Linked DNA regions of Homo sapiens: region 2 is linked to region 1. Evidence: chromatin contacts called from ENCODE Hi-C or POLR2A ChIA-PET data. All regions are on one chromosome and are shown on one strand. Each heading gives the region's core, a stretch centred on a gene start or an enhancer-like site at or near the end of the contact. The rest is flanking DNA. Distances are from core to core; before and after follow the strand shown. Region 1 has its middle 19 kb from the start of ZNF114-AS1. Region 2 overlaps LMTK3 (lemur tyrosine kinase 3).

Evidence for each region. A loop is a pair of places that touch in the nucleus more often than their neighbours do. ChIA-PET counts read pairs that join two places held with the same protein, here RNA polymerase II (POLR2A). Pooled maps may share reads with other maps.
Region 2: a loop to region 1 is called in a pooled map, with 2.5 times the contacts of the local background. The contact joins two enhancer-like sites. A Hi-C loop is called at or near these places in 2 of 50 pooled maps. POLR2A ChIA-PET finds 5 or more read pairs at or near these places in 3 of 52 experiments (H1 and WTC11).

The regions. Positions count from the first base shown.
Region 1 is chr19:48,287,843-48,293,186 of GRCh38, reverse strand. No RefSeq gene overlaps it. Among named protein-coding and RNA genes, the nearest start is that of ZNF114-AS1, 19 kb to the right of the region's middle. RefSeq lists enhancers at 1,165-1,813, 1,931-1,980, 2,001-2,050. Within about 2 kb of position 1,811, at least 3 of the 41 ENCODE cell types and tissues checked have a DNase peak (open chromatin) inside an H3K27ac peak, as active enhancers do.
Region 2 is chr19:48,486,712-48,491,445 of GRCh38, reverse strand. LMTK3 (lemur tyrosine kinase 3) reads left to right here. Exons shown (of 15, transcript NM_001388485.1): 13 at 1-42; 14 at 201-338. Among named protein-coding and RNA genes, the nearest start is that of CYTH2, 20 kb to the right of the region's middle. RefSeq lists silencers at 72-151, 212-391 and an enhancer at 907-1,478. Within about 2 kb of position 3,310, at least 15 of the 41 ENCODE cell types and tissues checked have a DNase peak (open chromatin) inside an H3K27ac peak, as active enhancers do.

The sequences.
Region 1 (5,344 bases), core at 562-3,061:
CAATCTTATCAGCCAAAGTGGAGGAAGGATGAATTAAATTGTACTCAATAGCAGTGAAATTACGGGTATTTAATCATTTTCCTCCTCCAGGAGTGAGGCAGAAACAGGCACTGCCACATCCAGGCTGTGTGGTCTTGGGCCAGTGTCTTCAGCATCCTGAGCTGTTACTCATCCTGACATCAGAGCTGGCAGCGAATCCTGGAGGCAGCTTTGTGTGGTGGGGAAGGCTCACTGGGAGGTAGCGTGGGTGTAACCGGTTCCTCATCATAATCTCTGTCAAGTGAAAAAACATGGGGATAATCTAGAACAGTGGAAAACCCTATCCCAGACCCTTAGAGAGTCAGGAAACCATTTTAAGGTGACCTGACCAGCATTTAAAAATAGGAATAGGCCGGGCCTGGTGGCTCATGCCTGTAATCACAGCACCTTGGGGGGCTGAGGCAGGCGGATCACCTGAGGACAGGAGTTCGAGACCAGCCTGGCCAACATGGTGAAACCCCGTCTTTACTAAAAATGCAAAAATTAGCTGGGCATGATGGCGGGAGCCTGTAATCCCAGCTACTCAGGAGGCTGAGGGAGGCTGAGGCAGGAGGATTGCTTGAACCTGGGGGACAGAGGTTGCAGTGAGCCGAGATCATGCCTGGGTGATAGAGTGACACTCTGTCTCAAAAAAAAAAAAGGAATAGAGTGGAATATAAAGCATCGTGTAATACAGGGCCGTGTAATACAGGGTGGTATTTTTAAAACTAAAATTTTCTTTTTTTTGAGACGGAGTCTCGCCCTGTCACCCAGGCTGGAGTGCAGTGGCGCGATCTCGGCTCACTGTAACCTCTGCCTCCCGGGTTAAAGTAGTTCTTTGCCTCAGCCTCCCTAGTAGCTGGGATTACAGGTGCCCGCCACCATACCTAGCAAATTTTTTTTTTTTTTTTTTTTTAAGTAGAGATGGGGTTTCACCATCTTGGCCAGACTGGTCTGGGACTCCTGACCTGGTGATCCACCCACCTCGGCCTCCCAAAGTGCTGGGATTACAGGCATGAGCCACTGCAGCCGGCCTAAATTTTGTTTTTAATTGTACATATTTATAGGATGCGGCGTGATGTTTTGATACATATATAAATTGTGCAGTGATCAAATCAAGGTTATTAGCAAATCCATCATCCCAGATGCTTGCCATTTCTTTGCGGTGAAACATGCAAAATGTTCTAGCTATTTTGAAGTATACAATCCATTGTTGTTGGCTATAGAGGGTGGTATTCTTTTGTAAAAGTATGCTGATGCGGCCAGGCACGGTGGCTCATGCCTGCAATCCCAGCACTTTGGGAGGCCGAGGCGGGCAGATCACTTGAGGCCAGGAATTCGAGACCAGCCTGGCTAACATTGTAAAACCCCATCTCTACTAAAAATAAAAAATTAGCCAGGCGCGGTGACGGGCGCCTGTAATCTCAGCTACTCAGGAGGCTGAGGCAGGAGAATCGCTTGAACCCTGGAAGTGGAGTTTGCAGTGAGCCGAGATCGTGCCACTGCATTCCAACCTGGGCAACAGAGCAAGACCTTGTCTCAAAAAAAAAAAAAAAAAAATGCTGACGCAAAATGATTTCTTACTGTGCGTCAGAATTTTGGAAGCCACTGGTAGACAGTCCTTAGTTTCACACAATGATTTTCAGACAACTGCCCATTCGCCAATTCCAACCACCTCGGCCCACTGCCCAAATCCAACGTTTCTGGTCTCCGGGCGGCGCTGCCTTAGCAGGATCCGCCGCCAGGTGGCGCGCTCCCCCCGCCCGGAGTGGGTTTTGTTCCATCCCGGACTTAGATCTTCCAAGACGGCGATTTCCTTCTGGTCGGGTCTCTTCCCGAGGATCCGCTTTACTCGTACTAGAAACTCTGACCTCGAATGCAGTTCCAGAAGCAGAACCCTGTAGGGGGTTTCAGGCGGCCAAGAAGGGAAGTGGTTCTCCTAAGACCGTCCCGGCTTCAGTCCACGGCGCTCACTAAATGCCTCCCACGCCAGACGAGGTCCCCCGTCCCCGGAGCTCGCGTCCCAGAGGTGAGGACACACACGAACCCTCCTGCCCGAATTCGCGACCCCGTCAGTGCAGGGAGGCTCTGGCCTGGGGCTGAAGAGCCGAGTCTCTGGTGCCTGACAGCACGGGGTCGAGCCCCTCCCGGCCACCTGCTGGCTGTGTGATCTTGGGCATCGTGCTTGGCCTCGCTGTGCCTCAGTTCCCCCCACTGTAAAATGGTAGTGATAACAGCAGCCACTTCATAGCGTTGCAGGCGTTGCATGAGTTAATAGGTGCAAAGCGCTCAGAAGGGGGCCTGGCGTATGTTTGCCAAAACGATTGTTGAAAATTCTCAGTTTACATCTGTGAGAATTGAGGACCAGTTGGGGGTAGAGGGTGGGGAATCCCCAAAGTCGGCTAAGTTCAGCCTCAGCGACTGGAGGCGGGAGGGGTGTTCCCTCAGCTACAGATGTTTCCCCCCTCCCGCCCCGGCCCCCTCCACCCCCGGTTGAATCCAGGGATTCTGATTTCAGCCATGGTCCTTTTCCTCCGCACAGCGCTCCCTGGGGGTGGGAGTGGACCCAGGCCCCTTGGCAAGGTCTGGGACTGTCCTGGCATAGCAGCCTCCCCTCCTCCTCTTCATTCCTTCCAGGATGGGGAGGGCCATGAGTCACCCAGATTCTAGGATAAAGCAGCAGATTGCTGGGAAACGCAGGCAGCAGGGGTCCGGGAGAAAGGGCCAAGCTTGAGCCCCCTCAGCCACAGTGGGGGTCCCTGACCTGCAGGTCTTCCCCAAACACTGAAAGCTGAACTTAACAGTGCTGGGGCCATGCAGAATGCGCGCCTAGGAGGACCTCTGCTCTTACCAGTGGCGTTTCTCTTTTCTTTTCCTTTTTTTTTGGAGACGAAATCTCGCTCCGTCGCCCAGACGGGAGTGCAGTGGCGCAGTCTCAGCTCACTGCAACCGCTGCCTCCCTTGTTCAAGTGATTCTCCTGCCTCAGCCTCCCAAGTAGCTGGGATTACAGATGTCTGCACCATGCCTGGCTAAGTTTTGTATTTTTAGTAGAGATGGGGTTTCGCCATGTTGGCCAGGCTGGTCCCGAACTCCTGACCTCAAGTGATCCACCCACCCCGGCCTCCCAAAGTGCTGGGATTACAGGCATGAGCCACCGCGCCCGGCCTATTTTTTTTTTTTTTGAGACAGAGTCTCACTCTGTCTGTTGCCCAGGCTGGAGTGCAGTGGCACGATCTCGGCTCACTGCAACCTCCGCCTCTTGGGCTCAAATAATTCTCCTGCCTCAGCCTCCTGAGTAGCTGGGACTACAGGTGCATGCCACCATGCCTGACTAATTTTTGTATTTTTAGTAGAGACGGGGTTTCACCACATTGGCCAGGCTGGTCTTGAACCCTGACCTCAAGTGATCCACCTGCCTCGGCCTCCCAAAGTGCTGGGATTACAGGCGTGAGCCACCACGCCCGGCCAAGAATGACTTTCATAAAATGCTCATTGGGAGGGCTTTGCAAAATTGGTGTTAGCAGCATGTTTATAATCTCTAAAGTGAGATACAGATCCAGGGTCTCTGGAATGAATATAACTAAGAAAGAATGAATGCCACCTGCACCCTACCTGCTTAGCTTTTCTTTTCCTGAAAGAAGCAAGGCACAAAGAAATATTCTATGCCATGCCATCATACGCAGCATAAACATCATCGAAACTAGAAAACAGGGTATTTGGGGATTTCTGCATAGCTGCAAACATAAAGATGAGCGAGGGGGGCGAATGATACAAAATGAACCATGGCGGTTTCCTCTTGGGGCTGGAGATGTCGTCTGTGAGGCACAGACGTGAATTGCCTGGTGTTTAATGATGAGCTGTTTACGGGCTTGGATGGTGGGTATAAGGGTGATCACTTTATTAACTTTGAAATGTCGTGGTGGCAGGTGCCTGTAATCTCAGCTACTCAGGAGGCTGAGGCAGGAGAATCACTTGAACCTGGGAGGCAGAGGTTGCAGTAAGCGGAGATCACGCCACTGCACTCCAGCTTGGGCAACAAGAACAAAACTCCATCTCGAAAAAAAAAATGTATATGTACATTTTCATGCATTTTCAGGTAGTCATATTTCCCAACTTTTATTTTTTATTATTTTTATTTTTACTTTTTTTGAGATAAGTTTCACTCTTGTTGCCCAGGCTGGAGTGCAATGGCACAATCTCGGCTCACCGCAACCTCCGCCTCCCAGATGCAAGCAATTCTCCTGCCTCAGCCTCCTGAGTAGTTGGGATTACAGGCGTGAGCCACCACACCTGGCTAATTTTATATTTTTAGTAGAGATGGGGTTTCTCCATGTTGGTCAGGCTGGTCTCGAACTCCTCACCTCAGGCGATCCGCCCACCTTGGCCTCCCAAAGTGCTGGGGTGACAGGCATGAGCCAACATGCCCGGCCGTTTCCCAACTTTTAAAAGATTGAAAAGAGGCCGGGCACAGTGGCTTATGCCTGTAATCCCAGCACTTTGGGAGGCCAAGGCAGGCAGGTCACTTGAGGTCAGGAGTTTGAGACCAGCCTGGCCAGCGTGGTGAAATCTCGTCTCTACTAAAAATAGAAAAATTAGCTGGGCGTGGTGGTGGGTGTCTGTAATCCCAGCTACTCGGGAGGGTGAGGCAGGAGAATCACTTGAGCCCAGGAGGCAGAGGTTGCAGTAAGTCGAGATTGCCCCACTGCTCTCCAGCCTGGGTGACAGAGCAAGACTCTGTCTCAAAATAAATACATACATAAATAAAATAAAAATAAAAATAAGACATTAAATAGTGCTCATTGTGGAAAGTGAATCTATGTGCCCTTAGTAAAGAAGATGAGAAGAATGGAGGTGGCAGGGAAGTTGACAGAATAGGGCACATTAGACTGACAAAGTCATAACAAGTAACCCAAGTTGGTACCAGAAAGACCACATACTCTGACCATAATGCAGTTGAACAGTGACCAATAAGACAAAAATGGTATCATGGAGTATATGAATCCCAAGTCTAAATTGAATGAGGCTCAAAGAAGGCTTCACATTGAAAATGAGACCACGTGTATGTGAGTTATAATGAACCTGCTATATACCAACATTTATGTGGCAGAGCTGGGAGTGTGCAAAGAGGGATATCCTTCATCTTGTAGCATTTTTTTTTTTAGAAAGGAAAAACTGGAAAATCATGAACATTTACAGTGTTTCAGTCCTACTGTGCGCTCATTGTGCCTAAGTGAAAGGCTGGACCTGAAAGCTTTCTTTTTTTTTTTGAGACAGGGTGTCACTTTGTCACCCAGGGTGGAGTGCAGTGGTGCAAACACAGCTCAC
Region 2 (4,734 bases), core at 2,061-4,560, 200 kb before region 1:
CCACCCCCGGAGATGGGTTTCCCAGCAACGACAGCGGCTTTGGTGAGGACGGGCCCTATGGGGCGGGAGGGGGCGGGAGCCATGGGGCGGACGGGGCGGGGTCTATGGGGTGGGAGGGGCTTGGTCGGGAGGGGCGGGACCAGAGGGCGGGAGTGCCGCAGGTGTCTGCAGCCTGACCGCGGTCTTTCCTTCTGCCGCAGGAGGCAGTTTCGAGTGGGCGGAGGATTTCCCCCTCCTCCCCCCTCCAGGCCCCCCGCTGTGCTTCTCCCGCTTCTCCGTCTCGCCTGCGCTGGAGACCCCGGGGCCACCCGCCCGGGCCCCCGACGCCCGGCCCGCAGGTACCATATCCTCGGCCCTGCCCCCTCCTCTGCCCATCTCTGTCCCCCTATGTTCCACTGCCAACTTCTTGTGACCATCTTTCAATGTCCCTGCCTCTCTCTTCCCAGTCTCTTCTCTCTCCCCTCTCAGTCAACAGACACCCCACCCAGCTCTGGAACCAGCTCAGACCAGGCGACGTCCATCAGACGGTCGTAGGCAGGCAGGCCGGCCGTCCCCAACCCCCGAGCCTCAGTTTTACCTTCTGTGGGGATTACCCCCACCCCCGACTCTTGCCCATCTTTGTCCCATCTCTGGGCTCAGACTCCGGCCTGGCACTTGCCGGATCCTGATCCCACCTCCGTTTGGGGAACACGGTGCTCAGGGGCAGACAAGGAGAGAGAAACCCAGAGTGCTCAAAGCCGGTTGGTGTGAACCAGAGCAGGGAGGACACAGCTGGGGGTTAGAGAGCAGTCACAGCGGCACCGCTGCTCTCGCGTGGACCCTGCAGTGCCTCACCACAGTTTAACCCATTTAATGTTCATTGCGATCCCATGGGGTGGATTCTAGCCTCGTCCTCATTTTTTTTTTTTTTTTTTTTTTTTTGAGACGGAGTCTCGCTCTGTCGCCCAGGCTGGAGGGAGTGGTGGAATCTACGCTCAGTGCAACCTCTGCCTCCTGGGTTCAAACGATTCTCGTGTCTCAGCCGCCCAAGTAGCTGGGTTCACAGGAGTGCACCACCACGCCCAGCTACTTTTTTTGTATTTTTACTACAGACAGGGTTTCACCATGTTGGCCAGGCTGGTCTCCAACTCCTGACCTGGAATGATCCACCCACCTCGGCCTCCCAAAGTGCTGGGATTACAGGCGTGAGCCACCGGGCCTGGCCAGTCTGGTCCCAATTTTACAAAAGAGAACACTGAGGCACGGAGAGAAGTGAGGAGCTGGGATTCAAACCCACAGTTGCGCGGCCTCTGAGTCTGTGCCCTCTCCAGTAGTGAACATTGGTCAGGTTTCTTTCCTGGCGTTTCACATGCGCCATATCGCTAATCCTCGTGGCCACCTTGGGAGAGGGGTCATGCCGCCCCTAGTTTCCAACTTTTAGCGATGCTAAGGCCACTCTGGGAGAGCAGGGCACACGGGCAGGTCCCAGCGCAGGACTGGAACGGGACTGGGCTCTCTGCTGCCCTCTGCTGCCGAGCCAGGGAACACCCCCAGGACCCAGGGCTTGTGCCCAGCTCGGCAGGACAGGTGGTGCTCCCCGGTATCAGAGCTAAGGTAGAAGACGCCACTGGAGGGTTTCACTCCTACTTCCCCAATCTTGCCTGAGTCCAGATATTGTCCCTGCCATTTCTTAGCTGTGTGACCTGGGGCAAGTCGCTTTCCCTCTCTGTGCTTCAGTTCCCTCATCTGTAGAGTGGGAATGATAACAGGATCTAACTCATGAGATTGCTGAGGGAATTAAATGGCTTAATCCTCCCGAGTATGCAGCACAGCGCCTGTGCAGCAGCAGTCTCTAACCATTAGCTATTATTATTATTTAGTTAGTTAGTATTTTTGAGACGGAGTTTTGCTCGTCGCCCAAGCCGAAGTGCAATGGTGTGATCTCGGCTCATTGCAACCTCCACCTCCCGGGTTCAAGCGATTCTCCTGCCTCAGCCTCCTGAGTAGCTGGAATTACAGGCACCCACCACCACACCTGGCTAACTTTTGTATTTTTAGTAGAGACGGGGTTTCACCATGTTGGACAGGCTGGTCTTGAACTCCAGACCTCAGGCGATCTGCCCGCCTTGGCCTCCCAGCTGGGATTACAGGCATGAGCCACCATGCCCGGCCCCATTAGCTATTATTATTATTATTAGCTATTACTGCACTTAATTAAGTCAATGTTTTCTGATCATCTTCTGCGTGCAGGCGCCATGCTGGGCACAGGGGATTCAATGTGGAGCAAGACGGGTGAGCCTGCCTGGCCCTCCCCGCAGACACTGACCACACACTGCTATGACAAATGAAGAACTGCAAACTCAGGCTTGCAGAGAAAGCAGATGACAAGAGGAAAGGGCTTTGTTTTCCCCTTAGAAGTGTCATTTAAGGCCAGGCACAGTGGCTTACGCCTGTAAGCCCAGCACTTTGGGAGGCCAAGGCAGGCAGATCACCTGAGGTCAGGAGTTCAAGACCAGCCTGACCAACATGGAGAAACCCTGTCTCTACTAAAAGTACAAAATTAGTTGGGTATGGTGGCGCATGCCTGTAATCCCAGCTACTTGGGAGGGTGAGGCAGGAGAATCGCTTAAACCTGGGAGGTGGAGGTTGCGGTGAGCCGAGATCAAGCCATTGCACTCCAGCCTGGGCAACAAGAGCAAAACTCCATCTCAAAAAAAAAAAAAAAAAAGTGTAATTTAACTGGGAACTGGAAGGGTTGGTTGTCATTAACTAGGTGAAGGGGAAGGGGATGGCGTGCTGGCAGAGGGGACAGCTTGCACACAGGGCCTGAGGCAGGAGAGAGCTTGGCCCGCTCAAGGAACAGAAGGACACTGGTGTGGCTTCAGGGTTACTTAGAGTGCATGGAGGGCTGAGGAGAGATGGCAGGGGGTGCACTGAGGAGCTGGGACTTTGTCCTGGGGGTGCCAGGGAGCCACGGACGACTATAAGCAAGGGAGGGAAGTCAATGTTGGGTGTAGGAAGACTGCTCTGGGGTCTCTTGGGGGCAGAAGGGCAAGAGTGGGAGCTGGGAGGCTGGGGAAAGGCTGAGGAGAGGATAGTGAGCCAGGGCTGTGGGAATGGAGAGGTTGGACAGGGCAGAGAGTCAAGGGCAGGTGGGACAGGTCTGGGGGCTGACTCTTCCTTCACTTGGCTGCATCCTCAGGCTTCACTCTGAATGTCACTTTCTCCCTTAGGCCATCATCGCAGGGCCTCTGTGAGGACAGGGTGGGGGTGCATTCCAGGGTATGGGGACACTGCCAAGTGGTGAGTCAGGGCTGAGCTGGCAGGGCTGGCAAGCGAGAATGGCTTCACCTTTAATCACCAGGAGAGGAGACGGAGGGTGCAATTGTGCCAAACCCCAAATCCTTTCGCTCAGTTGACAAATATTCCTGCGGCAGCGTGGGCTGCGAGCTGCTGAGCCTGTCTGGCTCCCAAGACCATGGTGTGGGGGCCTGAGGCGGGTCCTCTCCTCTGCCCTGCTCAATGTGGCTCTGTCCACTTAGCAAACATTTACTGGGTACCAAGAGATGCCACATACCCCAAAGTCTCCATGAAGCATGAAGGTCATGCTTCCCATTAAAAGAGCGAAACTCAAGCTCAGGGACTGGGAGTGAGGGCAGTGACTTGACCCAGGCCTCCCAGGTACAAAGTACAGGGTGGAGCATGAGGGAGCCTGATATGAGGCCCCCAACGAGAACCTGCACCTCCTGGACCTTAGCTTTCTGGTCTGTACAATGGATGGGGCTTTCATTCTGCTCGCCCAGGGAAGTCAGAGCTAGAGTCATAGGAAAGTTTGGTCGGAGTTCCTGGGGAGAGCTCTTTCCACAGGGAAAAGGTGTGCTTTGTGCCAGACGGGATGCTGGGGACACAGCAGTGACCGCAGCTCCTGTCATCATTGAGCTTACATTTTATAGGAACAAGCAGACAGGAAGCTTTTCCACAAGGACAGGGTAGGCCAGGCATGGTGGCTCACACCTGTAATTCCAGCACTTTGTGAGACCAAGGCGGGCAGATCATTTGAGGTCAGGAGTTCGAGACCAGCCGGCCAACATGGTGAAACCCCGTCTGTATGAAAAATACAAAAATTAGCCAGGTGGGCTGGGCGCGTGGCTCACACTTGTAATCCCAGTACTTTGGGAGGCCGAGGCAGGTGGATCACAAGGTCAGGAGTTCGAGACCAGCTTGGCCAATATGGTGAAACCCCATCTCTCCTAAAAATACAAAAATTAGCTGGGTGTGGTGGCACACCTCTGTAATCTCAGCTACTTGGGAGGCTGAGGCAGGAGAATTGCTTGAACCTGGGAGGTGGAGGTTGCATTGAGCCAAGATCGTGCCACTGTACTCCAGCCTGGGCGACAGAATAAGACTCTGTCTTAAAAAAAAAAAAAAAAAAAAATAGCCGGGTGTGGTGGCAGGCACCTGCAATCCCAGCTACTCAGGAAGCTGAAGCAGGAGAATTGCTTGAATCCAGGAGGCGAAGGTTTCAGCAAGTCAAGATTGCGCCACTGCATGCCAGCCTGGGCAACAGAGTGAGACTCCATCTCAAAACAAACAAGCAAAACCCCCCCAAAAAACAAACAAGGACAGGTTCGGCCGGGCTCAGTGGCTCACGCCTGTAATCCTAGCACTTTGGGAGGCTGAGGTGGGTGGATCACGAGGTTGGGAGATTGAGACCATCCTGGCTAACACAGTAAAAACCCGTCTCTACTAAAACTA